Regions from separate parts of the Homo sapiens genome. Here all the other regions are linked to region 4. A link is a loop called in an ENCODE intact Hi-C map of the cell type or tissue named here. Cell type or tissue: mammary epithelial cell. All regions are shown on one strand. Links, peaks and the distances in the headings refer to the core of each region. The heading gives the core; the rest is flanking DNA.

The links. Peaks named below come from ENCODE experiments on the same cell type or tissue, not always from the same donor. Only the 100,000 strongest peaks of a DNase experiment are listed, where the experiment ranks them.
Region 1: it touches region 4 in a loop (4-fold over the local background); 6 of 110 quality-filtered maps call a loop at or near these places.
Region 2: a loop joins it to region 4, with 3 times the contacts of the local background. A loop is called at or near these places in 2 of 110 quality-filtered maps.
Region 3: it touches region 4 in a loop (8-fold over the local background); 13 of 110 quality-filtered maps call a loop at or near these places.

Annotation. Positions count from the first base shown.
Region 1 is chr2:207,849,225-207,856,783 of GRCh38, forward strand. The region is part of intron 7 of PLEKHM3 (pleckstrin homology domain containing M3); the gene reads right to left. Among named protein-coding and RNA genes, the nearest start is that of FZD5, 83 kb to the left of the region's middle. RefSeq lists an enhancer at 1-448. In mammary epithelial cell, for the core only: no CTCF peak of the experiment used is centred there; no DNase peak of the experiment used is centred there.
Region 2 is chr2:207,501,300-207,508,858 of GRCh38, forward strand. No RefSeq gene overlaps it. Among named protein-coding and RNA genes, the nearest start is that of CREB1, 25 kb to the right of the region's middle. RefSeq lists an enhancer at 2,240-2,299. In mammary epithelial cell, for the core only: a CTCF peak has its summit at 3,489; DNase peaks (open chromatin) are centred at 3,582, 4,122 and 4,652; H3K27ac peaks cover 3,470 bases.
Region 3 is chr2:207,969,537-207,977,095 of GRCh38, forward strand. PLEKHM3 (pleckstrin homology domain containing M3) reads right to left here. Exons shown (of 8, transcript NM_001080475.3): 3 at 7,115-7,559. Among named protein-coding and RNA genes, the nearest start is that of PLEKHM3, 52 kb to the right of the region's middle. RefSeq lists a silencer at 629-923 and an enhancer at 989-1,522. In mammary epithelial cell, for the core only: a CTCF peak has its summit at 3,857 (motif pointing left); no DNase peak of the experiment used is centred there.
Region 4 is chr2:208,030,766-208,038,324 of GRCh38, forward strand. It overlaps the pseudogene RPL9P14. Among named protein-coding and RNA genes, the nearest start is that of PLEKHM3, 9.0 kb to the left of the region's middle. RefSeq lists an enhancer at 3,426-3,485. In mammary epithelial cell, for the core only: a CTCF peak has its summit at 3,535 (motif pointing left); a DNase peak (open chromatin) is centred at 3,576; H3K27ac peaks cover 537 bases.

The DNA of each region.
Region 1 (7,559 bases), core at 1,125-6,124, 180 kb before region 4:
TCAGGGGGCTAAAGCTGGAGAATCGCTTGAACCCGGGAGGTGGAGGTTGCAGTGAGCCGAGATCCTGCCACTGCACTCCAGCCTGGGCCACAGAGCGAGACTGTCTCAAAAAAAAAAAGTGTACAGACTAGATGTAGTAGCAGAGTATGCTAACTCAAGTGGTAAGCAGGTAAGATTTTGGTGTTAATAAGTTCAATGCCCTGTGTGCCACCATTATTTCTTAGAAGAGGGGATGGAGTGGTCAACTACTTGTGCACAAAGAAAAACTGGCAAGCAATGTCCAGCCTACACCTCTGAATTCCAGTGCTTTAAAAAACAACCCTTTTTAGAAGAGTAACCACAGAGCTGCCGATGCCCTACTAACAAAGGAAGAACACCTCCTCTGATGCCTTCCCTGGTGTTAGTGAATGTTGCTGACCAGGGCAGGCTTATGCTGTCATCAGTGAAACACCTTAAATGGTATGTCAATTGCTTCAACCTTATATAGAAAGCTTTAGTGTTACCTCAGACTTGTGTTATGCTCCTCTATCTTTGGAGGTGTTTTATATTCCCTTAACTAATTAGTTTATTTAAAAAATGTTGTCAGTGTTCTTATGAATGCATATATACTTAGGCAAGCTTAAACCAAACAGTAAGTATTTATGTAACGCTTAGTCCATTTCGTGTTGGTAAAACAGAATACCTGAGACAGGGAAACATTTTTTTAAAAGTTTATTTGGCTCCTGATTCTGGAGGCTGGGAGGTCTAGGAAACATGGCACTGGCATCTGCTCAGCTTTTGGTGATGCCTCGAGCTGCGTCACAAATGGCAGGGAAGTGGAAGGGGAAGCAAGCATGTGGAAAAGGACCAAACACAGGAGGCAACTCGCTTTCTAGCAACCCCCTATCACCAAACTAACCCAATCCCTCCAGAACTCATCCATTCCTGTCAGAAGGAGATTAATCCATTTTAACGACCTCATCACCTCTTAAAGGCACCACCTCCCTACACCTCTACGCTGGGGACCAAGCTTCAGCAAGATTTTCTGGGGACACACCATATTCAAACCATAGCAAATGCCTACCAGATGGAGGATACCAACACCAGTTTTCAGTAGAATCTTCTCATAGAATACTCACATTTAAATACAGTGCCAAGTGGCATAAAGGTCACAAAGTCTTTAAGTACAATGTTCTTCATAGTGAAAAACCTAGGAGGATGACTTACATGTCACATGAAAAACTCACGAAAGCCAAATGGACAGGACAGAAATGATGGAACTGATTTATCACAGTTGGTTTATTTTCTAAGTCCCATGTTAAAAATGCATGCTGAGGGTTTTTAAGATGAAGTGTTTATGTACTTGTAATCTCGAAGCATTTCAAGGTTCAGAAATAGCATCTCTGCAGAAATGTAGAAAGCAGGATTGTCTCCTTAGCAGCATTAGGAAAGGGATCTTAATAACGAGAGAAGATTAGGGATGTGTAAAAATGTCAGAAAGAAAGCTGCATAGGAGGCAATTTAAGGATTAAAAAAAAATCTAAGTCCTGGGTCATTTTGTGGATTTATGTGACTTTTTTGCTTTTATATTCATTGTTTTCCCTTAAATCATAGAGCAGTGTCAGCCTAATCTTCTGATTTGTAATTCTTAAAAGTTAGAGCCCTTCCTGGCCAGGCACAGTGGCTCACGCCTGTAATCCCAGCACTTTGGGAGGCCAAGGCGGGTGGACCACGAGGTCACAAGATTGAGACCAGCCTGACCAACACGATGAAACCCCATCTCTACTAAAAATACAAAAATTAGCTGGGCGTCGTGGCACGCACCTGTAATCCCAGCTACTAGGGAGGCTGAGGCAGGATAATTGTTTGAACCTGGGAAGCGGAGGTTGCAGTGAGCCGACATCGCGCCACTGCACTCCAGCCTGGTGACGGAGAGAGAGACTCCGTCTCAAAAAAAAAAAAAAAAAAAAAGGTTAGAGCCCTTCCTTCTTATTCTCAATCAAGGAGGGCATGTTTCGTCATTTCTGTTTTTTTAGGATGTGGAATTTTATCATTGTTTTGTCAAAATGTTTATCTCTCCCAAGGCTGTGCTTTCCTTGTAGTCCTCTAGGAGGATAAATCCTGGATTAGGCTTTAGCAAAGCAGTTTTATAATTCAGGATATTCTTATTGTATTTAAAAATCTTGCAATCTGGGCTTTACGGTTTTTCTATTTAGGTTAAAGAGAGGTATGTATTTAATTTGTGTTTGAGGCTGGGTGCAGTGGCTCACGCCTGTAATCCCAGCACTCTGGGAGGCCGAGGCGGGGGAGGATCACCTGAGGTTAGGAGTTTGACACCAGCCTGGCCAACATGATGAAACCCAGTCTCTACTAAAAACACAAAAAAACTAGTGGGGCATGGTGGTGGGTGCCTGTAATCCCAGATACACCGGAGGCTGAGACAGGAGAATCGCTTGAACCCAGGAGGCAGAGGTTGCAGTGAGCTGAGGTCGCGCCATTGCACCCCAGCCTGGCCAACAAGAGTGAAACTCCATCTCAAAAAAAAAAAAAAAAAAAAAAAAGGTGTTTGAGAAGAAAGAATATCTCAGGGTAAAACTGTCAGCATTATCTTCTGAATGGAGGGGAGGTTGCTTTGGTGCAACAAACAGGGGTTTGCCTATGGAAGTCTAATTTAGGCACATCCTCAGCTTCACAGGTACCCCTTGCTGAACCTGACCCGCCAAGGGATGCACAGGAGGTGGAAGCTCTGTTGTTGTCTCCACAACAGTACTTTGGCCATTTTACAGAAGAAAGGCATATCTTTCCCCCAAACCAATCTAGTCATGGCTTATTGCTCCGAGTGTAAAGACTCCCAAGGCAGCAAATAAAATGACATTTCAAAATAGCAGTTTTGGAGAAGACTTAATGACAGAGGTACACAATTTTTTCAAATTGATTTTAGGGGGTATATGGCAAAATGTTTTGAAGACTACAGGTGCAGAAGTAGCAGTAAGATATAATGGAAAAAACATGGATTTTGGAGTCAGATGTATTTGGATTCAGGTTTTGGCCTTATCTCTAGGGCCACGTTAATTGCCTTCTCTGAACCTAGGTTTCTTCATTATTAAAATGGAAGTTACACTATTTCCTCAGAGGACTGGCAGAAAAATTAGATAAGATATGTAAGTTGCTGGCACTAGTACTAATAAATGTTAGTGCCATTCCCTTTCAATCCCAGCACCTTCTCTATATCTGTCAGAGGTGGGATCCTAAAAATTAATACTAGGGGTATATTTTCAAATTACATAGTCATGAAACTTCCTCCTGCATAATGATTAATTTAATGAGGAAAAGAAAGCCTGAAGGAGTTGATGAATGTTTGCTATATAGTCATAATCAAATGAAAACGTTAAAACTGAGTATATTCTAGTACTGAAGAACATAAATCAGTGACTCAAGTTCAACACAGAGTTCCCTCATACAGAGGGAACAACAGACACTGGGTACTCAAAAGAGGGGAGGGAGGCAGGGAAAGGCTGAAAAACTTCCTTTGGGTACCCTGTTCACTATATAGGTGATGGGATCAATGAAAACCCAAACCTCAGCATCAGGCCACATATCCTTGTAATAAATCTGCATATGGGTCTCCGAATCTAAAATTTAAAAAGAAAAAAAGAAAAAAAAAACCCCAAACCTAAAAAACACAGAGCTCCCTAATACTTTTAGAAACTGTGGAACTTCTTTCTCACTCAACATGCACATCACTTCTGTGGATGATGGAGCCCTTCTGGGAGCTCCAGGTCCACCCCGCTACTGTGCTCCTCCCACGCTTTCATAGAACTGCCTACTGGCCTGTCTGTCCCTAATAAACTCAACTATTTGTGAGCAAGTAGCATGCTGTGTTCACTGTTGTCTCCAGAACCTAGCCCAATGCACACACATGGTATGCTCAATAGATTATTTATTAGGGTCAGGATCATGTTTGTAATCCTAGCACTTTGGGAGGCCAAGGCGGGTGGATCACCAGGAGTTCAAGACCAGCCTGACCAACATGGTGAAACCCCGTCTCTACTAAAAATACAAAATTAGCCGAGTGTCTTGGCACATGCTTGTAATCCCAGCTACTTGGGAGGCTGAGGCAGGAGAATCGCTTGAACCTGGGAGGCAGAGGTTGCAGTGAGCTGAGATCACGCCATTGCACTCCAGCCTGGGCAACAAGAGTGAAACTTCGTCTCAAAAAAAAAAAAAAATCATTTATTAAAAGTACAGGGCCCGGTGTGGTGGCTCACACCTATAATCCCAGCACTTTGGGAGGCTGAGGTGGGTGGATCACCAAAGGTTAGGAGTTCCAGACCAGCCTGGCCAACATGGTGAAACTCTGTCTCTACTAAAAATACAAAAATTAGCCAGGTGTGGTGGCGGGTGCCTGTAATCCCAGCTACTCAGGAGGCTGAGGCAGGAGAATCACTTGAACCCAGGAGGTGGAGGTTGCAGTGAGCCGAGATCATGCCACTGCACTCCAGCCTTGGCGACCTAGCAAGTCGCCAAACAAACAAACAAACAAGTACAAATTGTTCTCATGCTTGCTATTATTATTATTTTTTTTTTGACAAAGTCTTACTCTGTTGCCCAGGCTGGAGTGCAGTGGCACGATCTTGGTTCACTGCAGCCTCCGCCTGCTGAGTTTGAGCGATTCTCATGGCTCAGCCTTCTGAGTAGCTGGGATTACAGGTGTGTGCCACCATGCCCAGCTAATTTTTGTATTTTTATTAGAGACGGGGTTTCACCATGTTGGCCAGGTTGGTCTCAAACTCCTGACCTCAAGTGATCCAAGTGATCCTGCCTAGGCCTCCCGAAGTGCTGGGATTACAGGCATGAGCCACCACGCCCAGCCCTGAATTTTTTTTTTAACTGAACTGTAATTATGCTATTCAAGTGATACTTGGACCTGAAAGGATATTAGGTATATTTCTGAGGACATAAAAATGCCAAATTTAGCAGAATGGTCAAGGGTATGTGGTAACAAATTCACTAAATACCTTATTTCTAAAATTTTTACATACAGGTTTTATTTCAAACATATGCAAAAGTAGAGAGAATATATAACAAATCCCTGTGTACCTATCACCTAGCTGCCACAATTATTAATACATGGAAATTTCTTTCATCTGTATCATCCCCCTACCCCATCATCAGATTATCCTGAAGCAAATCCCAGACATTGTATTACTTAATCCATAAAGATTTCAGTTACACTGAGATTTTAAACTTTACTTTACTATTCAAATTTATTTTTATTTATCACATTTATTTATTTAAAACATTTTTATAGACATGTTTTGAATCAGCAACTCTGTATTTCTGACTAAAATTTTCCTTTAATAAATTTTTTATTAGTGTTTCTCTTTGCCTTTTCACAGGGTTGTATAAACCACTCTTGGTGTTTAACTGGAAACTGAACACCAAGAGAAAGCTCAACAGGTTTCTGAAAAGTGTTAACCTGGAATTCCAGGAAAGCTGGTCAATATTCCTTCTGACTCAGACATTTGTACAAGCTTAGAGAACTGCATCTGATCAAGGAAGAAGGAGGATTCTCCACAGTTTTTACTACTGAGTAAAGACCCCTATGAACTCAGAGATATGCTAATGTGGTTATTTTGGTGAGAATCCAGCATCTTAACTATGACCACAGCTACCTTAGAGGAGTGATTCTTTTTTCTGGGGTGATTCATAATCATATGGAGTCCTTGAAGATACAGATTCTGGAGTTTTAAAAGCCAAGTCTCACAAAAGATTCTGATATACAGTCAGAGGGCAGCACTCTGCCCCAGTCAAGGCACAAGTCCAGGAACGGAGGGCTTTAAAAATGTATGCAAAACCCAGTGCCTAGATCTCAGTTTCTAATGTTATTCTTTAACAAAAGAAACCAAGGCTCCCTGGACACATGTCTGTTCCTAGGATTAGGGCAGGAAATAAGTAAGACGATCCTGGTGCATCTGGTAGTGCTGGAAAGTAAGGAAATGCTGAAAACCAAACCAAACCAAACCAAAAACAACTCCCCCCAGCAAAAATCCCATAATGGGTGGGGTATGTCAAGGGAACAAAGGAGCCTACTGAGAGCTTGAATGGCCAAAGCTGGGACAGTCTGAACAATAAAATATAGTACTGGGCTGTAACCCAAAGTACAAATGAACTATGCACAAGTCCATACTGATATAAATAAACAACTAAAAAAAATAAGTGAGGAAGAGACAGATCTCCCATGTGGAAGGATTCTAAATAACTGTATCCATACTTGGCTCCCAAGAGGGTGGAACATAGCTCCCCACTCCTTAAGTGTGGGCTACACATAGTGACTTCCTTCCAAAAGGAACAGCATGGAAAGAGGGGGAGGAAGAGGAATTTCATGGTGGAGCAACCTGACACAAACACTACAGTGATGTCATGTTGATCGTATGTTCCCTTGATATGATGTGATGAAAATGGCACTACCTCTATGGCCTTCCTCCCCAAACCCATAAAACCGACTCCACACATAAGAAAAACATCAGGCCTATCCAACAGAGATATTCTATAAAATACTGACCAGTACTTCTCAAAACTGTCAAGGTCATCAAAAACAAGGTCTGAGAAACTGTCACACCCAAGAGGAGCCTAGGGAGGTGTGACAACTAAATATAATATGGTATCCGGGAACAGAAGAAGGATATTAGGTGAAAACTAAGGAAATCTGAAAAAACTGTGGACTTTAGTTACTAATAATATATCAATATTGGTTCATTAATTGTAACAAATGTACTATACTAACGTAAAATATTAATAGGGGAAACTGAGTGTGTGGTATATGGGAACTCTGTACTATTTCTGTGATTTCTCTGTTAATCTAAAATTGTTCCAGTAAGGTTTATAAAAATTGTTCATCTTTGATCTTAGAGTCAACTGTTCAGTTGAACAATTTTTAAATTTTTATTAATAATAGACTATTTTTTAGAATAGTTTTAGATTAAGAGAAAAATTGGGCAGAGAGTTCCCATATTCCACCCCACCACCACCTGTTGTGTTTTCTTTATTAACAATATTTTGCAATCCTGTGATACATTTGTTACAAAATTAGTGAACCAATATCGATATATCATTATTAACTAAAGTCCTCCATTTGAGTTAAGGCTCACTCTGTGATGTATGAAACCATAGATTCTGACAAATGTATAATGTCATGTATACACCACTGAAGCATCATACAGAATAGTTTCACTGTCCTACAAATCTCCTGTGCTTCACCTAGGCATCCCTTCCCAGCCACCAAATCCCTGTAACTCATCTTTTTACTGTCTGTATAGTTTTGCCTTTTCCGAAATGTCATATAGTTGGAATCGTATAGTACGTAGCCTTCTCAGAATGGCTTTGCTCACTTGTGATACACGTTTAGGTTTCCTCCATGTCTCTTTGTGGCCTGACAGCTCACTTCTTTTGTGGCTGAATAATATTCCGTTGTATGGATATGCCACAGTTTATGCCTTCAGGTACTGAAGGACATCTTGGCTGCTTCCAGTTTTTAGTGATTATGAATAAAGCTGCCATAAACATCCATATGCGTGCTT
Region 2 (7,559 bases), core at 880-5,879, 530 kb before region 4:
CCGTATGGGGAAGCCTGAGGGTGTCAGCTAGGCAGCTCCTGGTGACCACAGTTCTAGCTTGTGGACAGTGCTGATCTGACAGAAGCAGAGAAAAAAAGAGAGAGAGAGTCCTGTGATTTAAATTCTTCTGGCAGTGAATTCCTCTTTTTGCCTAAGATATTTCACACAGCATTTCTATCACTTGCAAACAAGAGTCCTGCCTAATTTAAGTAAGAGCCATTCTTGTTTTGTTTTGTTTTGTTTTAAAAAAAAAAGTGGGGAAAAAAGTGGGTGCATGAGTGTGAATGTGTCTTCATCTAAGCATAGAAAAAATCGGAATGGATACACTTAACAGTTGACAGTAGTTATTTCTGGGGAGAGTCAGAATAGAGGGGAGTAAGGAGGACATATGTATCATTTGTACTTTGTAAACTTCTCAATGTTTAAACTTGTTATAATGAGCTTGTATCATTTTGCAATTTTAAAAGTCTAAAAACTACAGAAACTCTGAGATAATAAATGTGTGTTATTTGATGCTGTTAAGTTTGAGGTATACAGCAACGGAAAATACACATAGGGAATCACTGAAAACTTGACAACCACTGCTTGCAAACCACCCAACAAACCTCAGATAGACAACCACAGGTCCCAATGCCCACATAAAACCAGTAACAATTTGCTGAGTGAAGGACTGATGCTGGGAAGTTGTATCCAACTGGCCTGTGACCACGGCCCCACGTGCACAGATAATTTCCCCTAAAATCCAACCCAAGTAAGCCTATGACGTAAATTTAAAAACAAAACCTAAACCAGCAATCTTGCTCTGCAACTGCAGCTTCAAAACAAGCTTATCCACTTGCCCCTTTCCAACCCAATACATTTCTAGAGAGAAAAATCTAGAGTTGCCACAGGTCAATGAGTCTGTATAAAAAGCCTAAATGCTAAAGGAAGCAGGAAATATGGGGTACCATTCTACGCACACAAGCTGATGGGATGGAACCAGGACCAGAGAGAATGGGGTTATGGGAAATGGATACAGAGGCTGGCTCAGCCATGAGCCACTTGGTAGATAGGTCAAAGCACATAATCATAAGGACATGACAATCTCAGGGTGGAGATGACGTTGGCAAGTGGAGTGCAAACAGCTAAAAGGAAAGCAGGTGACAGTTCTGAGTGGTGCTAGCAGAACCCGAAATGAAAGGTGGAGTGTGCCAGGAACAGCAAGAGAGGGGACTGGCAAAATCCTGTGTGGGGCTAGAGAATTGGGAGGCAGCATCCATTTACAGGGAAGACCCAGATTCTGGGCAGGGATACTGAGGCAAAAATTCAGGCTTATGAATAGTAAAAGCTACATGGCATACTTACTACATGTCTACATGCCAAGTGCTTTAAACTATATTTCACTGAATTCTGCCAAAAACCCCATGAGGAGGGAACTTTTATCATCTCCATTTTTCAGATGAAGAAACTAAGGCAGACAGAATATATGTGTTTTGCTCACAGTCACATAGCTCATATATCAGTCAGCTCCAGATGCCATAACAGAATACACAGACCGGGTGGCTTAAACAACAGAAATAGATTTTCTTGACATTCTGGAGGTTCAAAATCTAAGATCGAGGTGCTGGCAGGGTTAGTTCCTGGCGAGGCCTCTATTCTCAGCTTGCAGATGGCCACCTTCTTCTATGTCCTCACATGGCCTCTTCTCTGTGCACTCGTGGAAAGAGATCACTGGTTTCTCTTCCTCTTCTTACAAAAACACCAGCCCTGTCAGATTAGGGTCCCACCCTTAGGAACCCCATTTAACTGTAATTACCTCCTTAAAGGCCCTATCTTTAAATATAGTCATATTGTGGGCTGAGGCTTCAACAACACATGAATTTGAGGAAGACACAGTCCAGTTCATAATAGCTCATAAGGAGCAAACATAGACAGTGTGACTCCAGAGCCTGATGCTTTTCGTGTGTGTTAATACATATTTTATCAAGGTATAATTTAAATATTATAGCTCACTTAGTTTTGAATAAATGCTTATGTCCATGGGACCCACATGTCTATCAAGAACGATACAGTTCTCTCAGCCACCACACCCTACCAGACCTCGTGATGACAGAAGGTGCTGCCACTGGTAGATTTCACAGCAGGCAGTAGTCATCCCTAGAACTGTGGACACAAGGTCCACCCCCAGCCAAGACTCGATTCTGAGCTCCCTCCCTCCCATGCACACACTGCATGGGGCTTCCTGCCTGGGCCAGTCCTCACGCTCTGCTGCTGTTCTCTGGGTCCCAGGAGACTGACCACTGCAAGCTGTATTTCCCAGGATATTTTTCCTCCTCCCTCTCTGCCTTGGGCAGTATCTCAGCATCTCTTCTCTGGCTCCAGCTCCCAACAGATGACCCTAGTGCCTCCTCTTCGGTTTAAAAAAAAAAAAATACGACCTCCTCCCTGTTGACCTCCAGTTTAGAAGTGGTACTGGTTTTCTGCTATCACAATTCTTTGGATTATCTCACCATCCATTGTTTGGCTTCTCAGCTCTTTTGTCTCCTGTATAACCAGTTCCCTGCATATTCCCTCTGTTTCAAATGCTCAGCAGGGTTTCTCTTTTCTGGATTATACTTTTCTGGTATACTGACATATTCCCTATTTGTCATAACTGGCTCAGTAACTGGGATGAGTCTAGATATATAGATGGAGCCCAGGCACAGAGGCTGAAAGCTAGAGGACTCATAAGCAGAGGTTTCTCCAAGAGAATACCAGGAATTGTATTACATTTGTTCTCCACTTATTGACAACTTATTGGTCCATCTTGTTATCAAATTTGCACTTGTTTGATTTATTCACTGTCTATGGCTCACCTATTTTTCAGGTAGACCTCTAACTGACATCAAGACAAAACATGCCTTTATCACCAGCTTCTTCAGCTGTTGTCATAACTGTAAGCTACTATTGGATTCGTCACACTGCAAATACCTCATGTTCTCACTTATAAGTGGAAGCTAAATGATGAGAACACACGGACACACAGAGGGGAATAACACACACTGGGGCCTATTGGAGGGTGGAGGGTGGGAGGAGGGAGAGGATCAGGAAAAATACCTAATAGGATTAATACCTGGGTGATGAAATGAGACAAGTTTACTTGTGTAACAAACCTGCAGCTTACCTACGTAACCTATTACCCCTGAACTTAAAAGTTTAAAAAAAAATGTGCTTGCTAATATGAAATGGTTGGGGAGAAAAGAGGGACTAAGGAAGACAGGATGGGACACTAACACCGAGGAGCCTTCAACAGCCTGTGGATATTCCTGGGGATCCTATCAGCCAGCTGGGGGTGGAGGAGGAGCCACAGGCAGAGCCTTTCAAGAGGCAAATGCCCGTCCAGCTCTGGCCCCAGTTTTCCTTACGGCAGCCTCTGCTTAACTATAAAATCTATACTGAGTAGATTACCATGACTACCGCAGAAAGACCTCCACCTCTAGTTTGGCTGCAAAACTAAGTCTTTTCTTCCAAGAGCCTTTGGCTTTAGGAGGGAGCACCAGGAGGCAGACTGCAGCCACTGGCTCACTGCCCTACATGCCAGGGCCTTCTGCAGAACCGCAATAGTTACAAGTCAAGCTTCCTTTCCTCAGCCCATACCACCAAAGCAATGGGCTGTTGGCGTGCCCTGACAGCAGGAGGAGAAGCCCCACTGTCAGGGGGTAAAAAGAAACGACACAGTTCCCACTTCTTCACTCTACGTGATAAATCACTTCAGCTGGGAGAACTGTCATGAAACGACCTGGCAGCTAATGAGAGAAATGGAACCCAAAAAAAGAAAGAAAGGAAGAAAGAATCCTGTTAGTCACAGAGCTTTTCATCTGAACCGCAGAACAGGCTCGTGCTTTTTGCTTTCTGTGGGAATAATAAAATCACAGTCCTGTAACTATATTAGCTCCTCAAACAAAAGTAACTCCCTAGAATAAAATTATGAGGGGTTTCTGAGTTGGATTTAGTTTTCACTGGGTAAAGGCATAAATTAAAAGGAGGAACCGGGTACCCTTAAGAAAGTCAATGAAGTAACTAAGCTTGCTATTCAAACCAGGAAAACACAGGCTGTGAGGCAGCTTCACTCTGCAGTCTATTCAACACCTGGCGAACAAAACAACACTGACTCTGCCCAAGCCGGGATTTTCCCACAGTGGACCAGCAATTTCAGAGGCCCCTAGAATGCCAGGACTGTGTCTTAGACCTTGGAAAATAGGATGAAAAGGACAGGCTCAAAGGGATATTTAGTTCCAAAGGAAAATCACAAAAGCTAAAAGTTATTATAAGAGAAAGGCCCTAAAGCACATTACTGGAGATAAAATTTTAAGGGTAAATAAATACCCTTTGTGGAAAAGTGTTTAGGAAAAAACACAAAGAGAGCATGAATACCATATTATAGGTACAATATGTTCTATCCAAAATAAAAAGTAGGTTCAGAATCACATCAGCCTAATCATGCCTCCTAAGCAGCAGGCTATGTGAGGTAGAGAAATGTGGGCTCAGTACCTCTATCCCACATTCTTCATCCTCCCCTGCTCCACCACACCCACCTCCTGCCTTTCAGAACCGCCTTCCTCCAAAGACACCCAGGAACCTCAGAAAGAATGCTTCTCTAAATTATTCATACCACAGTGCTACTTCCTGTCCTTTCCTTCCAAGAAATATTTGCTATGTTAAAACCCAGTGAAAGTGAGCAATGCTTGAAACAAATAGTGAATCACTCCTGGTAATATTTCAGGCACTGGTAAAAATTTCATTGGATGGGGGAGGGAAAGAGGAGTCTCTTTCTCATACTCTAAATTATACCACATATAAAAACAGACTATAAACATGACCTCTTTTATGTGGAAATTCACATTGCATAGGTAGAACATTATTTTTTTAAATGCTGACTTTCAAAAGTTGACATCAACTTTCAATCAAAATACTCATGTATTTAAAGAAGACCAGCAGAAAAATATTTATGAACTTATTTTCAACTTGTCCCCATTTTTGAACTTTTTTATCAGTGAAGAAATGGAAACATTTTTTCAATAACCAACAAACCTTTCTAAAACCCTGTTTGATCTTGCCACACTTCTATTAGTAAACCAAAATATTTTGGAAGTGTTTTATCCAAATTACACTTTGGTCCTGATAGGGATAAAATCCAATAAATGATAGGTCTATGTCCACATGACAATTATATGAGGTTCCTACTGTAATACTGGCATTCTCATTTCTGACTGTGGCAGTCTGTTGCAGAGATAGCTATAATAATCCCTCCCCACTGCATGCTCTTTTTTGCTGTGACTTTGCCACTCCTCCCATCAATAGATGAAGTCTGCTTCCTCTCCTCTTGAATCTGGGCTGGTTTCATTATTTGTTTCGACCAAGAGATTCTAGCAGAAAGGACTCAGTTTAATTGCTAGGCTTAGGCTTTCTAAAGAAGCTTTAGAACCTCTATCTTGCCCCCTTGGAGCTCCAAGCCTCCATGTAAGAAAGTCCAGGGTATACTGCTGTACTGCTAGAGAGTCACCTAGAAGAACACCGAGGTGCCCCAGTTGACAGCCAGTTCCAGACATGTGAGGAAGGCCATATTGGATCCTTCTATCCAGTCAAGGCCAGCCACCACATGAAGAGCAGAGGCCAGACTTCTCCACTGAGTCCTGCTCAAATTGCAGATCCACAGAATCATAAGCAAATGACTGCTTTAAGCTACTTTGTTTGAGGTGGTTTGTTACATAGCAGTAAGATAACGAAAACACAGACCTTATACAAAAATGACTAAATTGTGTAAAGCTACCCAGAACAGACATCTCAAAGACCAGATACCTGATCTAAGAAAGCACAGTCTGTCTCGCCGGGCATGGTGGCTCATGCCTGTACTCCCAGCATGAGCTCCACTGAGTCCTGCTCAAATTGCAGATCCACAGTCATAAGCAAATGACTGTTTTAAGCTACTTTGCTTTGAGGTGGTTTGTTACATAGCAGTAAGATAACGAAAACAGACCTTATACAAAACTGACTAAATTGCATAAAGCTACCCAGAACAGACATCTCAAAGACCAGATACCTGATCTAAGAAAGCACAGTCTGTCTTGCCGTGCGCGGTGGCTCATGTCTGTACTCCCGGCACTTTGGGAAGCCGAGGCGGTGGATCACGAGGTCACCAGTTCGAGACCAGCCTGGCCAACATGGTGAAACCCCATCTCTACTTAAAAAAAATAATAATAATACAAAAATTAGCCGAGTATGGTGGCGGGTGCCTGTAATCCCAGCTACTCGAGAGGCTGAGACATGACAGTCGCTTGAACCCAGGGGACGGAGGTTGCAATGAGCCAAGATTGCACCACTGCACTCCAGCCTGGGCAGCAAGAGTGAAACTCCATCTAAAAAATAAAAAAAGAAAAAAAAAGAAAGCATAGTCTGTCTCAGTACAAAAAATGTAAATGATCAAAGTCCATATCATGGTCCAAATCAGAGAGTGTTCCCTCAATATCCATGCTTGCTTTTTTTTTTTTTTCCTTTCTTTCATTTTTTTTTTAACAGGGTCTTACTCTGTCACCTGAGGGTCTTACTCTGTCACTGGAGTGTGGCAGTGCAATCAAGCCTTACTGCAGCCTCAGCCTCCTGAGCTCAGGTGATCTTCCTGCCTCAGCCTCCTGAGTAGCTGGGACCACAGACGCATGATAATTTTTTAAAATTATTATTTGTAGAGATGGGGGTCTTGCTATGTTGCCTAGGCTGGTCTCAAACTCCTGGGCTCAAGTCATCCTCCTACCTCAGCCTCCCAAAGTGCCGGGATTACAGGTGTGAGCCACTGTATCTGGCCATGCTCCCTTTTTACAGCAATGGGTCTCAAAATGTGGTCCTGGACCAGCATTATCAGCATCACATAGATACTTGTCAGAAATGCAAATTCTTATTCTCCTACTGAATGAAAAACTGGGGATGAGGGCCAGTCATCTGTATTTCAACAAGTCTTGCCGGTGATTCCGATGCACGCCATAGCGTGAGAACCAGTATAGCAATAAAACCTCTGATGTTTAGCTGGTAAACATGGCCACCTGGACAAAGAGACTAGGTAAGGTGGCTGCATAAGGCCCCTTGACTAAGTTCTGTCAAAACAGAAACAACAAAAAGTAAAATAAAAAGTTCTGTCAAAACAGCAAAAAGTAAACAGAAATGTGAAAAGGGGAGTTATCTTCTCTGACTCCTCCTGCTTCATGATGGCTGGAATTCAGATGTGATAGCTGGATCCCCAGAAATAGTCTTAGACAAGAGATGATGCTGAGAAATTAATCCACGCACAGCAGAGCAACAAAGTGGAAGGGGTATGGGACCCTGGCACTGTGGAGCTGCCATATTAGCTCTGAACTGACTCCCTGATTTCCTGAACAGAAAATTTCTACCTTGTTTAAGCCTGTTATTCTGTTTTCTATCTCTATAATATCCTAATGCATGATCTTAATAAAGTTAGTCCCCTTTCCCCTCACCTACTAAGATGTTCTTTAATATAAGAATATTTTCTTTATTGTCACAAGTTATCTTGCAGATTATTTCTTTAGTTGTTT
Region 3 (7,559 bases), core at 1,581-6,580, 61 kb before region 4:
AGCAAGGTCAATAATGTTTGTTTAATATATTTTGCTTTCATAGGAGCTTGAAATGATTTGTTTTTGCAGCTGTAACAGAGTTAAATTAGGGATTTAGCTTCAGCTTAGCTAGTTGAGCATATATAACTAGGAGCTATTAATTATCTGCCTAGAATCCTTTGGTCATCTTCCCACAACTTACAGCATCCTTGGAGGACTAAGTTACACCAAAAGCAGCCAGATTTTATCCTCGGGTAATTAATCTTGGCTTCTTGGTTACTAAGGGGAGGCTAAAAATTTGAGTTTTTATTTCTTATTCCACAACTCCCCCCACTAAGCATATAAATGTTATTAGTACATAGATTTTTTTCTAAAGTTGAGCAAGGAATTTAAGATAAAATCTTAGTGCAAAGGCTAGTTTCAGACATCCATTCCCACAAATAAAGAACTAAAAAGCACAACTTTTCTGCCCTTAAAGCACCAATAATCAGCCCCCTTCTCTTTTTCTTTCTTCTCATACTGCTGTTCAGGCTTAAACAGAGTACGGGGAGAGGAAGTTAGCTACAAAGATAAACTCATCAAAAGCCTGTCCTACAATTCTAATTGCCCTCTACCTGTTTGTGAATGATAGCTGGGAGCAACCGCTGAAAAGCTTTGGGGGAAAAAATGCAGGGAGGAAAATAAGGCAGGGGAGAGGAGAGAGAGGAGAGGAAAGAGGAGGTAGGGTGGGGCAAAGAAAAACTAGAGTGCAATTCAAACAAAAATGAAACTCTCTCTCTCTCAAACACACAAAGAGGAGGAAAATGCCCCCCCACCCCCCACCCCAGGTCCTAACAACATACTTCTTTATCAGAGGTTCATTGTCAATCAATTAGCCCAGGCAGCAGGGGTCTGTGATGGTGGGGGGCACCCAGGGAAACAATGGACAGCCCTGTTGTATTACTATTTAATCACTTTTGCTAAATAAATAGAGCAGCCCCGAGGTGCTGTCATGTCAAGGGAATTTATAACAAAAAAAACTTCATTTTTCATTGGTCATTACTTTTTTCCCTCCAGGACAAGAGAGGGTTATTACTGTAGCCTTAAGTTCCATCTTTGTGTTTCTTGCCTTTGATTCCCACTCAGACCCTGCCACTTTCTGGCACTAATTTGTCAGGCTGAACAAAGAGGGGATTTGTACCTCCTGTAAGGTCTCAATTAGGAATGGCTTCTGCTGTATTATGTGCCATTCAGAGAAGACACAATGCCGGTAATTACAGGAATTTGCACTAAATGGCTGAAGAATTCACAGCAAAACTTCTCCCCACCACCTCTTGGGTTTACCCCTCCCAAGGGTTGGAGGGAAAAAAAGAAAAGCAAAAAAGCTCTTAATGCCAGAGAGATGTAATTACCAACAGCAGTCCCAAGAGGTTAAACAGCAGCCAAGGAGTAAAACCATAAAATCTGACACAGTGAAAATGGTGTAGGGGATCCCCCAGGCTCACTGTTTTTCTTGCTGTCTTTGCTGTTAACATGTTCAAATTCAGTTCAGAATTGGGAACACTGCCCTACAGTGGGCCATCCAATTTCATCTCCAGATTACAAAACAGTCATACAAGGAACACTTCCAAAGGTGAGCTTTGCATCTCTTGTCACACTCAGAAACAAGTCCTTGGGCCCTTTTATTATAGTACTCAATTGCAAGGTTTCTTGATTGCTAGGAAATTATAGGAAAAATATCTGTGTGTGCTAGTGCCAAGAAAACTATGTATCTATTAAGTGCAAATAGGTAGGTACAAATGTCAAATTCCTAAAGAAAACAGAGCTGCTTAGATAGGAGGAATAAGTTCTAGTGTTCAATAGCACTATAGGATGACTATAGTTAACAATAATACGTAGTTTCAAATACCTAGAAGGGAGATACTGAATGTTCCCAACACAAAGAAATGATAAATGTTTGAGATAATGGATATGCTAATTACCCTGATCTGATCACTATACATATGTATTGCAATATCACTATGTACCCCATAAAGATGTATATTGTGTCAATTAAAACTTTTTTTAACTAAAAAAAAAAAAAGAGCTATTGCCTTAATCTAATTTATATGGCATTTTGTGAATAACCTAATATAGAATCACATACAGGTACACACTTCATAAATATTTTAATAAGCTGTATAGTCATTTGTTTTAGCATTAATACTATAGCACCACAGATTCCCCATTGCCAAACACAATTTTAAACCTCAACCAGTAATTTCACCGAAGAAGCATGCCTCATTTGCTGCTACAGGTGTCCCCGAAAAGCTGTACCACCAAATTAACTGTTCCTACATACCATTCCCATCATGTGCTTCTCTGCTCAAGAACCTTCTGTGACTTCAGGGTCAAACATAAAATGTAATCTGAACTGTCTTTACTTTTATAGGTCAAAAATGACTGAAAAATCTGCAATTTCACATAGTTCTACCTGGCACCATCTCTGAGAGTTCTCTAACCCAATGCATGGGCGTCACATCTGTAGCAATTGTCACAGCTGCCTTTTGACATTCACTGATGTGATTATTTGATTCATGTCTTCCCTAGTGGACTGCAAATTTCATGAAGGCAAGGACCATGTCTGCTTTCCTCCAGCACTGACCCATCTAGGTGCATCCAAGTTTCTGGGCACACAATAAATGACAGAATGAATGAAACAACTAAGTTTTCAAATTTCAAGAAGTAGAACTAGCAAGTGTAAGGGTCCTAGAGGTAGGCATGATAATAGTAGGTTCCAGGAACAGCAAGAAGACCACTATAAGGCTGGGCACAGTGGCTTACGCCTGTCATCCCAGCACTTTGGGAGGCCGGGGGGCGGGGGGGCGGTGGATCATGAGGTCAGGAGTTCGAGACCAGCTTGACCAACATGGCAAAACCCCGTCTCTACTAAAAATACAAAAATTAGCCGGGCCTGGTGGCACACGCCTGTAATCCCAGCTACAAGGAAGGATGAGGCAAGAGAATCACTTGAACCCAGGAGGCGGAGGTTGCAGTGAGCCGAGATCATAACACTGCACTCCAGCCTGGGCAACAGGGCGAGACTCCGTCTCAAAAAAAAAAAAAAAAAAAGAAGACCACTATGGCTGGGGCTTCCTAAGCTCAGTGCAACCCTGGAGCTGCAGAAGAAGCCACGGAACAGTCACACATAATCAGATACAACTATCAAAAATCAAGTACACATTTAAGAAATATACCGTTATGTATCAGCATATATTTTTAAAACCATAACCTCAGGCATTTTTGCATAACCATGGTCCATTTTTTTCTGCAGGGCTGTTTAAATTTTAAAGAAGGATATAGAAAATTCTTCACTTACAGAAATAATTTAATGAAATAAGGCCAATTGCACTATTTTGTAGATTTAAAAGCCAACATTTGTGGCTCCCCTGAATAGCAAGTAAATGACATCATAACAAAGAGCTACTCCATACAATCTTCCACTTCTAAAGTTTATTCATCCAAACTATTTAAAGGGGGAAGAACTAAGTAGACATAAAAACTTATAAAGGGGCACACTAAAACCATGAAATACAGTGAATTAGCCTCTCCTTAAAATAATACGTAAAGCCAAAACTCATCAAAAACAATGTGCTGAAGTTTTTGGCATTTTGGAAGATCAACATGCTATGCCACCAGCTTTTTCACTGAAGGTGTGTTTTTATGAGGATGCAAAGTTAGAAGACATAGGTACAAAAGGAAGAAGCAGCTGGTTTAGATTAACTGTGTTTGTGAGAAACACAGATCAATTTTTAACGTTCCATCTGCTATAATAATCTCTGATATAATGAACAGTCTCCCAGGTAATTTAAAAAACATTCAGAAGTTTGCTTAACAGGTTTTGGCCTTTTTCTTTTGAGACTCTGCCCCCTACAGGAGATCAGGAAATAAAGTATTCTTACCTAGAAAACCAGAGTTCAGCCTGGCACAGGCGGTGGCTTACGCCTGTAATCCCAGCACTTTGGGAGGCTGAGGCAAGCGGATCACCTGAGGTCGGGAGTTTGAGACCAGCCTGACCAACATGGAGAAACCCTCATCTCTACTAAAAGTACAAAATTAGCCAGGCGTGGTGGCGCATGCCTGTAATCCCAGCTACTCAGGAGGCTGAGGCAGGAGAATCACTTGAACCCAGGAGGCGGAGGTTGCAGTGAGCCGAGATCATGCCATTGCACTCCAACCTGGGCAACGAGAGCGAAACTCCATCTCAAAAAAAAAGAAAAAAAAGAAAGAAAACCAGAGTTCAAGTGCTGGTATGAAAAACAACCTGGTAAACCACAAGTATCACAAAGCAACTGAATGCAGCACTTTCTGAGGGAAGAAAGGGCATATAAATGGAACAGCTTTTCTTTCTTTTCTTTTTTTTTGGAATGTGCCACACTATACAAAATAAGACTGACTTCTCCCTGTCCCAAATTAGAAACCTGTCTCTCTCTGCCCCGTTCGTTAAAACTCCGAACCAAAGCACAAAGTTAAAAGTCAAGCAGTGCAAATAAATTTTAGACTGCCTTCCTCCCCTGATTCCGTACTACTACCCTTACCCAACCTATCCTCCACAAGCCAAATTTCGTGAGCACAAAATTTAGACAGCAAAGGGAAGCATCCTATCATATGGAACCTAACTAAGGCAGCTGCCAGAAATTTCTATTCCTGCCCATTATATTATAATAATACGTTTCCTGTTCTTTTCTACTCAGCTTCCTTCTCCTTCTTTTGCTCACTTTTCTTTTTTTCCTGATTTCATTTCTCCAGCTGCCGGATGCGAATGAGCTTGCTGAATGGCACCTTCTTACCTACATTTCTCCTTCCTCTTGAGTGTCAGGAATGCTACGAATGCAGTGCAGAGCATGGGCAGTGCACACTCCATCAGAAGGCACACTTCTGAGAGGGAGGTGAATTAGGCAATACCTCTTGTGAAATACCTGAGGCTTTTCTTCCCTCTTTTACTAGAAAGTTTCTTGATTCAGCTACTCCAATCTCCACATCTTGAGAACTAAGCTGAGCTGTTCTTCCTTACTCCAATAACACAACAGATTTGCTGACCACGTCTGTAATCTAAAGCCACGGAAGTGTACCATAATTCCAGGATGTCCAGAGTAAGCACTTAGTAAATTATTATTGAATGTCTGAACTTAAAAATATATGTACTAGTATAAGACACTGAAATGTCAGTAATTTCTATTTTTTTAAAAAACTGCTAAAACTAGTATCTCATCATTTCAAAACCATTTTCCAAAAGTATCTGGGTGACTTAACACAGGTCTTTCATACCTACAGATACATATATATAAACTAGTAGAGCTTCTTTTTTTTTTTTTTGAGATGGAGTCTCACTCTGTCAACCAGGCTGGAGTGCAGTGGTGCAATCTCAGCTCACTGAAACCTCCGCCTCCCAGGTTCAAGCGATTCTCCTGCTCAGCCTCCCGAGTAGCTGGGATTACAGGCGCCCACCACCACACCCGGCTAATTTTGTATTTTTAGTAGAGACGGGGTTTCACCATATTGGCCAGGCTGGTCTCGAACTCCTGACCTTGTGATCCGCCCGCCTCGGCCTCCCAAAGTGCTGGGATTACAGGTGTGAGCCACCGCGCCCAGTCTAGTAGAGCTTCTTAACTGGCTCAGTGTTTCTGGTCTCTCTGATCCCACTCTGCAAGTTTCTGGTCCACAATCACTGAGGCCCTTGAGTCAAAGCAAGGATGATTCACTCAGTCCTCACTCTGGGTAATTTATTTTCCATAGAAAAGACTAGCATCATAACTAACCTAAGTTCAAAACGTGGGTTTTCAATGGCCACCTTTATTTGGCTTTTTTCAATGCAGGAGCAAGGACAAAATTTTAAATGTGGTTTTGGCTGGTGGTGAGCTTCTTGATGATTTTTAAACAACATGTTAAACCTAATAGACTTGAATTAAAACCTTCCAAATCAGATTTCCATTTAAAGCCATTCTCATGGTAAATTTAATGTCACAAACTGTGGGGTTTAATGGAAGGAAAATAATTTTATTTAGTTTATAACAGATATCTAGATCGGGTTCAGTGAGGTTTTAAAAGCTTTTTTTTTTTTTTTTTTTTTTTTTTGAGATGGAGTGTCGCTCTGTCGCCCAGGCTGGAGTACAGTGGTGCAGTCTCAATCTTGGCTCACTGCAACCTCTGCCTCCTGGGTTCAAGTGATTCTCCTGCCTCAGCCTCCTGAGTAGCTGGGATTACAAGCACCCACCACCAAGCCTGACGAATTTTTGCACTTTTAGTAGAGATGGGGTTTCACTATGTTGGCCAGGCTGGTCTTGAACTCCTGACCTCAAGTAATCCACCTGCCTTGGCCTCCCGAAGTGCTGGGATTTCAGGTGTGAGCCACTGCACCTGGCACAATTTTTTTTTTTTTTTTTGGTAATTTTACTGTTTCAGGAAAGGTGGAAAGAATGGGGAGTAGAGGAAAGATGAAGTAACAAGCTTTTACAAAATAAGATTGTTGACCTCAAACTCCACTTTGCATCTCATCCTTACATAGCAGTTCCAGAAGGCCTGGGCTTCCCCATGATGGGCATAAGCCCATAGTGACTCAGTGGTCATCTGCTGAATCATCATTTACTCCGCTTTTAGCCACCCCCACATTTTCTGTCAAGACTGATTTTCTAGATTTCACCTTAAGACGATTTGACAAGGTCAAGATCAATGACAGTTACTGACTGTGGCCATTTTCCTTGCCTAAGGAGTTTTAGTAGTCAGCTTTGGACTTGAATGTTTCTTATGAGACAATTTGTGACATCCATATTCACAGTGACCTTTATTCAAGAAAGCAGAGGGAATGGAATCACAGCCGACTCAGGAAACCTAAATTCTAGTCTGGTTAAGCTTTAGCCAAATCATTTTGATTCAACAGGATATATCATAGCTGCTTCTATTTACTTCAACAGCATGGGATAAAGATGGTTGTCCTTATGTTTTAATATAGTAATTTAATATAGGATGTTTTAATACAGTAAGCTTCTCGAGGAGAGATACTTTTTATAAACAGGAGATAGCTGTGACTAGCCTATTAAGGGGATTTTTAAAGTGAATTCCAATTGTGGGGTTCAGGATTGTTCTTTAATGAGCTATAGGCTGAAAATCTGCTTCATACCTGCACATTTGAAACTCTGAGCAGTGAGTCCTCGTTCCAAAGACAAAGTCGTCAAAATGCTCAGGAAGCTGGTAGTCACAGATTGGCGTTTGTTCTTCCTGAGTTCATGCCCACCCATTTGATCCTTGGGTTTGTTCCTCAGTGTGACTTGCAGGTTTTGCTCTGAACTCCTCGCCACATTGGCAGCTATCTTCAGAGCCTCCATCCATTCCTGAGCCCTCTGTCGGGTCTCAGCTCGGAGGCGAAGGACATCCTGGGGGAAAATGACTTGAAAGCAAGAGTCGCAGCCATCCAGGTTGTCCATCTGGACAGCCAGACACACGTCCACGTTGTAGCTCAACAGTGGATCCTCGTCTAGCTTGCCAGGCTGAAAAGCCATAAGGTAAGCCCTGCTCAGCACAAATGTAAATGCCTTCCAGTTGTTTTGGACAGTCAGCCTGTAGAG
Region 4 (7,559 bases), core at 1,398-6,397:
CACAGTACCCTAGTCTCTTGGCTATAGCAGTTGAGCCAGGGTGGGCATGTGACCCACCCAATCAGAGTCCTTCCCTGGAATTTTTATCTCTGAAGCTGTGGAAGGAGCCTTGCCTATTGGGATACAGGACTGGAAGGATGTGAATTGGAGGCCCCTGATGGCCATCTTTCCCACCATGTGAGAATGCCTGTCTGCAGAACAAGGGAAGGAGGGTGACAGGAGAGAGGAGAGTAACACCAAGGGAGGGATGAAGATTTTGTGTGAGGGGAGTTGGAAGGTGTGGTGGGAGAGTAAGAGCAAATGACCTTGCTTGAGTCCCAGGATCTCCTCAGGCTTGGAGCTTAACCTCACCTCCTAGACCCTATAGTTCTATTATCAATTAATCCCATGTTATCTCAAGGGAGTTTGTGTTGGTTTCTGACATTTACAACTGCAAGTGTCTTGACTGACACTTCACCTTTCCAGACTTATCTCCCACATACCCCTTTCTTCCCATTTTATAGTTCAGACACCTATTTTTTCCCAAAATCAAAGGTCTTTTATTGCATCATTTAAATATCACAAATAGGTCTTAGGAGTCTTCCAGCATCTTGTTTCTGTAGCTGGACAACTCTTAGATCTTCAGCCTGCTGAACTGTTCCTTTTTCAGAGACATAGGTACCATCCAAAATTTTTCTGATATCCTTGTTTTTAACTGTTGTGGCTTGCTGAATCGAAGCAGCTGAATTTGAAACAAGCTGAATGTTGTTTCCTTCAAGGATTAATTCATCTTTCTGGGCTTGAGATACCAAACAAGCAACACCTGACCTCCTCCAAACCCTGGGGATGTATTTTTCACCGAAGAAATTTCAGATTTCAATAAGAGACCCATTCTCCTGGATAACAACGTTGACGGGGAAGTGAGCAGACACAGACCTCATCTTGTAACAGAAGCCCAGTGTAACATCCTTGATCATGTTCTGTGTGTGACTATAAATAGTCTGAACGGTAGCCAGTTCCTTTTTGTTACCTCACTATTTGTCAACCCGGAGCCTCTTTCTTCCTAAGAAGGCTGAGTTCTACATTGATGTGACTGAAGTCCCTCCACAGGCCTCCTCTGGGGCCCTTCACGATAACTGTGCGTCCCTTCAGAGTGATGTCGACATTTTCTGGAATGTCAACAGTCTGGTTGCTGAGAATGGTCTTCATTCTTGCAGTAGATGTGGCAACAACAACAAGAAAGCCTGTTTTTTTTTTTTTAACCCACTCCTGGAAACTCTTCTTTTCCAACTTTAGGTTCCCCATTTTTAATTAATTAATTGATTTTTTTCCCAGCTTTATTGAGGTTAATTGACAAATACAAAATTTCCCCCATCATATCCCCTTCAGCATCCCTGGCAGGGCAGGCACCCTATCTTGTTCATCTTTGCATTTTCCTCCACAAGTATTATGGTACTTAGAAAATGATCTCAAAAAATGTTAAACATCATATGAGGAAGTGCCATTACTATATACTTTCATTAAGTATTTTCCTTTTAGCCTTCATTTACTAAAGTAATGCTCAAACCAGGATTCAAAAAAACAATGCTGTCTTCCAAGAAACAAAACAAAAACCTCATCAAAAGTGTTTTAAACTTAATCAGAACATTTTTAGTGCTATTTATAGCTTAAAATTTGCAAGCCAAGTATACCTCACCCATCTCCCAAAATAAGCCCAAGTAAAAATGATTAGGATATTTATTAAGACCAACATAGTGTAATTACTGTTCTTTGTCTCTTTAGGTAAATTAAAAGCATAGGGGATGTCAAATATTGAAGTCACAAATAGAGTTATTCCTTGAAAGTATAAATGAACCTGCTGTTCAGCTGGAAGGCACCCACAAGGACATACCTGCTGTTAAAATATTGAAACAGTTCCATATGGGTTGGTAACTAGCTTCAGTCTCTAAGCACTCTAAGTATCTTAAGGTCTCTTTACAAGAAACCTCCCACATCCTAAGATCCAGCACACAAAAGATTAATATCTGACCCTATTTTGCTGAAATGGTGGGTATTTCAGCCCATCTTTCATTAATGTAAGAGCAAAATGGCCCTGCTCTTACATTAGGGCCAAGATTCTTTTTTTTGGGTGGGGGGGAACGGAGTCTCACTCCGTTGCCCAGGCTGGATGCAGTGGCGCAATCTCGGCTCACTGCAACCTCCACCTCCTGGGTTCAAGCGATTCTCCTGCCTCAGCCTCCCAAATAGCTGGGATTAAAGGTGCATACCACCACACCCAGCTCATTTTTGTATTTTTAGTAGAGACGGGGTTTCACTGTGTTGGCCAGGCTGGTCTTGAACTCCTGACCTCAGGGGATCCACCTGCCTCAGCCTCCCAAAGTGCTGGGATTACAGGCGTGAACCACTGTGCGTGGCCTAGGATTCTTTTTGATTAGTTGATGGCCAGGCCATATATGTCTTTAACTCTTTTGACTATCACTTCTACAAATAAGTTAACAGAAAAAAAGCGAAAAGCCATTAGCAAAGCTAACTATTCAATGATTTCCCACCCCACCACCAACTACCAAGGCTTTTTAAACTAGAAAGATCAAGAATAAGTGATAGAATTTACAGAAGACGTTAATAGAGCAATTTGAATGTGGTCATTCAACAAGCATTTACTGGCTGGGTGCAGTGGCTCATGCCTGTAATCCCAGCACTTTGGGAGACTGAGGTGGGCAGATCACGAGGTCAAGAGATCGAGATCATCCTGGCCAACATAGTGGAACCCCATCTCTACTAAAAATACAAAAATTAGCTGGGCGTGGTGGCGCGCACCTGTAGTCCCAGCTGCTCAGGAGGCTGAGGCAGAAGAATCACTTAAACCTGGGAGGCAGGGGTTGCAGTGAGCTGAGATCATGCCACTGCACTCCAGCCTGGCAACAGAGTGAGACTCCATCTGGAAAACAAAACAAAACAAAACAGAAAAAACAAGCATTTACTAAGGAATTCACTGTCCTCTAGGTATGAGGTTCATTGACTCTTGGTGGCTTGTATAATGGTCAGTACTATCCAGAGGCCTCCATTAACAGCTTAAAGATGAGTGAAACTGCCTTTGTGGTTTCAATTATGACAGTAAAAGAAATCTGACATAGTTGACTCCATCCTGCTTCTGACCTTCAAACTATCTTTGGTCATTTCTGGCCATAGGCCAAGATAACCTTGGGAGGGATTTTGTTTATAGTTTAACTTGAAAGCAAGCATGATAATAGTCCCTCCCTAAAACTAGCCCCCTCCTTGCTCAGGGACAGAAACCCGCCTTTGTAAGACTAATGAAAGACCACAGAATAGGATTATGGAAGGGGCTTGAACTCTGGTAAAATGTAGATGTAGTTTCTATAATCCTTTACTGCCAGGAGTAATGTGGCCAGGAGGCCACAAGATCTGTGACTTCCCCACTTGCTCCTATAGATAACACCACTGTTGTAGAAACGAATACTGGGTTTGTAGTTGTTTCAGACTGACCTCACCTGGATTTGTGACTCATAACTCAACTGGTCATATGGCCCCACCTAGAGGCGCACTGAGTGCACCAGGAGCTTTTTCCACACGTTGATGATTTCATCCCCAACCAATCAGCAGCATCCATTCCCTAGCCTCCTGTCCACTAAATTGTCCATAAAAACCTTAGTCTTCCAGCCTTTGGGGAGATTGATTGGAGTGATAACTCCAGTTCCTCTGCATGAGTCAGCCTCATGTCAATTAAACTCTTTCCCTACTGCAATGCCACAGTCTTAGTATATTGATTTTATCTGTGCAGTGGGCAGGAAGAAGCCATTGGGTGATTACAAGAGAATCGTCCAGAAAGTTAAAATATTATAAAAGAAAAACTGTCTCAGTCTTGATGTGGCTTCAGCATAGTTTTTATGTAGAACCAAGAACAGTGGTGTGCTGGTAAACTGACTCTGAAAAAGTAAAAGTTCTGATTTGTTAGAGTTTGCCGATTTTCACAATATAAAAATCCCTACCATGCCTAATTTCAAGCTCTGGATGTATCATCACAGAACACAGAATTGGAAATGCACATATTAAAGCCTTAAGAATCAGTAGAAGCTGGCTCCAGCACACCACTGACCCAGATGGCCAGGATTTTATATTCCCACATCCCTTAGTCATTGGATATGGGCCACTCTAGGGCAAGGTGGCTCTATGAACTTGAGACAGTCCCTAAGAAGAATGGCCACTGATGGTAATCTGCTGACAGCACTCCCGGAAGCTGGAGCAACAAGTCCTTTTTTGATGGGGGATCTGGGCAGTACATCACAGAGTCCACCGTACTTGTTATGGGAAACCAGTCATCTGCCTACTCAACTGTCAATCTAGTCACTTTTCACCTAAAAATGTTTTTCAACCTGGAACATATACTCTGAGACCTTTCACTTTTAGATGGTAGAGCTAATAGATACAAATTTGGAAAGATTTCCAGCAGTCCCAAACAGTAAACATCCAGGGAGGGATGAAGGCAAAGGAACGTCCAGAAGTCCAGAAAATCAGATGGAGCTGCTCAGATAGGCTTCTATAAAGAGGGAGGGTTTGAGCTTGACCTAAAGGATAAGTAGAGGTAGAAAAGCAGAGGAGATTGAATAGAAGCAGCATTGCACTGTGGTTAGAATCTTGTCTCTACCGCTTTTTAATTTTCAGGGATTGCACAAACTACTTTACTTCTCTGTGCCTCAGTTTATCCATAGGTAAAATGGGGATGATGATGACATAATAATAGTAATAATATTATCTACCTCAAAGTGTTGTTGAAATGAGTTAATTCACATTGAGATTTTTTTTTTTTTTTTTTTTTTTTGAGACCGGGTCTCGTTCTGTAACCCAGGTTGGAGTGCAGTGGCGTGATCTCGGCTTACTGCAACCTCCGCCTCCCAGGTTTAAGTGATTCTCCTGCCTCAGCCTCCTGAGTAGCTGGGATTACAGGCACCCACCACCATGCCCGGCTAATTTTTTGTATTTTTAGTAGAGATGGAGTTTCACCATGTTGGCCAGGCTGGTCTCGAATTTGTGACCTCAAGTGATCCGCCCACCTCAGCCTCCCAAAGTGTTGGGACTACAGGTGAGAGCCACCGCAACCAGCCCATATTGAGAGTTAATAACAGTGCTTAGTAATATTTGGCCTCTGACAAACAATCTGTTATTTCATGCAGCAAAATGGAGATATCATATTGCAGAGTAGTGCAAAAAATAAAAATAACAAAAAAGAATATACTGAACTTTAATCAGAAATGATGACCTATTTTCCCTTCTTACAAAATGTCCTACCAAGAGTGAATCTTTGGGTTGAACTTCCCTGGTAGCAGGGCATGGTGGCTCACACCTGTAATCCCAGCACTTAGGATGGCAGAGGCAGGAGGATAGCTTGAGTCTCAGAGTTTGAGATCTACCTGGGAAACATAGTGAGACCCCATTCTCCACAAAAAAATAAAAAAGGAAAAACAAAACAAACAAAAAAACCAAGTTGAACTGCCCTGGCAGCCAGAGTATAACAAAACTTTGACGTGTGCTCAAAACTAAACTGCCAGGAAAAATTCAAAGAGCGAAGTTTCACCTTGCCAGAACAGGTCCTTAATGGCAGGCACACCCCTGATAGTTACAAGGATTGGGGGAAGAAAACAAATGGGTGCCCTCAGATTCCCAGCCTAGGCCCTGTCCTGCACCACAAGGACCCACATGTGTATGCATACACCTCAGCGGCCATGTCCTAACTTCACCGACTGCTTCCCCAGATGAAGTCACTCCTCAGGCCTATGACGACATACTGACAGCTGGGTCAGCTCCCAGGATGACAAACCCTGGGAAAAAGGCCCATGCAGCCCGGAGGCAGGCTCTCAACTTTCAGGGCAGGGAATTCTGAAGCCCCATGTACCTGATCTAGAAGGAGGGGCCTCCAGGTTGCTACCTTCTAGGCCAAAGAGGCCAGAGGGGAGCCAGAGAACAGCTGATTGCCCAGGACTGATGGCAGTGCATGGAGGGTCTACTGGGGATCAACCCTTTTAATGCAATATTTTATCTTTTATATATGTGGGATTTTGATAAGGTACTTATGTCATAAGAGAGGCTTTGTTATACTAGAAAAAGCACTGGATTGAGAATCAGGACATTTGTGACTGGGTACGGTGGCTCATGCCTATAATCTCAACACTTTGGGAGGCCAAGCTAGGAGGATTGCTGAGGCCAGGAGTTCAAGACTGGCCTAGGCAATATAGCAAGACCCCATCTCTTTTTTTTTTTTTTTTTTTTTTTTGAGACCAAGTCTCACTCTGTTGTCCAGGCTGGAGTGCAGTGGTGTGATCTCTGCTCATTGCAACTTCCGCCTCCCGAATTCAAGTGATTCTCCTGCCTCAGCCTCTGGAGTAGATGGGATTACAGGCATATGCCACCAAGCCCAACTAATTTTTTGTATTTTTAGGAGAGACAGGGTTTCACCATGTTGGCCAGGTTGGTCTCGAGCTCCTGACCTCAAGTGATCCACCTGCCTCGGCCTCCCAAAGTGCTGGGATTACAGGCATGAACCACCCCGCCTGGCCCAGCAAGACCCCCATCTCTAAATAAAACATAAATAAATAAAAGAATCAGGACATCTGAATTAGAATCCTAGCCACAAAGTGTAGGATTAGGAATTATATTTACTACTCTTCACAATACCAAGCACAATGATGGTCTATAGGAAGATCTAATGAGCAATTTATATTTGTAATGTTGAAGACAATCAGGATTCAGAATTATACTTGGGTTTCAACAGTGATTTTTAAGGATTTGTTGTTATTTTGTTTTTTTGTTTTTCAGATAAAGGAATACTAGACATCAAAATGTTTATTAGGTGATGGACATATAGTCATCCTTCCAGTTTAAGATCTAAGAGCAATACTCAAACAGAAATCAAATAAATGTCTATGACAATTAAGGCAAACATACTCATTTGTCTACAAGCAAAGAGCATTTTGGAAAGAACACTCCCTTGTTCAAATTTTGGTGAACTGGTTGTGGAGACAAAAGTGACTCCATCTTGGATGCTAATCTGCCATGTTGACTTCTGATTAACCCCAGTCTGGGGAATGCCTCTAAGATTTCTATTTTTATCTATGTATACTGTCTGTAAATCCTGTTCTTAGGCCAAGACACCCTTGATGTTATCAAATCCTGCCCTTAGGCTATGACACACATAGCATTCTTCCCTTTTCCTGAGAGGTGGACTTCAATTGTCCTTATACATTCCTTCTAAAGCACATATACCCTTTCTCTGTGGTATATATCTGGGAGAAAACTGTGGAAATCTACCTGTCTGGCAGCTGCCCAAGACCATCCTTTTGTCCATAAGTTCCCCAGTAAATAACCCTCTACTGACAAACTGGATTTGTCTGCCTTGTTCTTTGGTTTCTTGGTTCCTTCTGCATTTGGGGGTTGGTTTGCGTATATGGCCCTTTCATGAAGCACACATCATGTCTTTTGTTTTTTTATTTTTAAGATACCAGGTCTTGCTCTGTTGCCCAGACTTGAGTGCAGTGGCGCAATCATAGCTCACTGCAGCCTTGAACTCC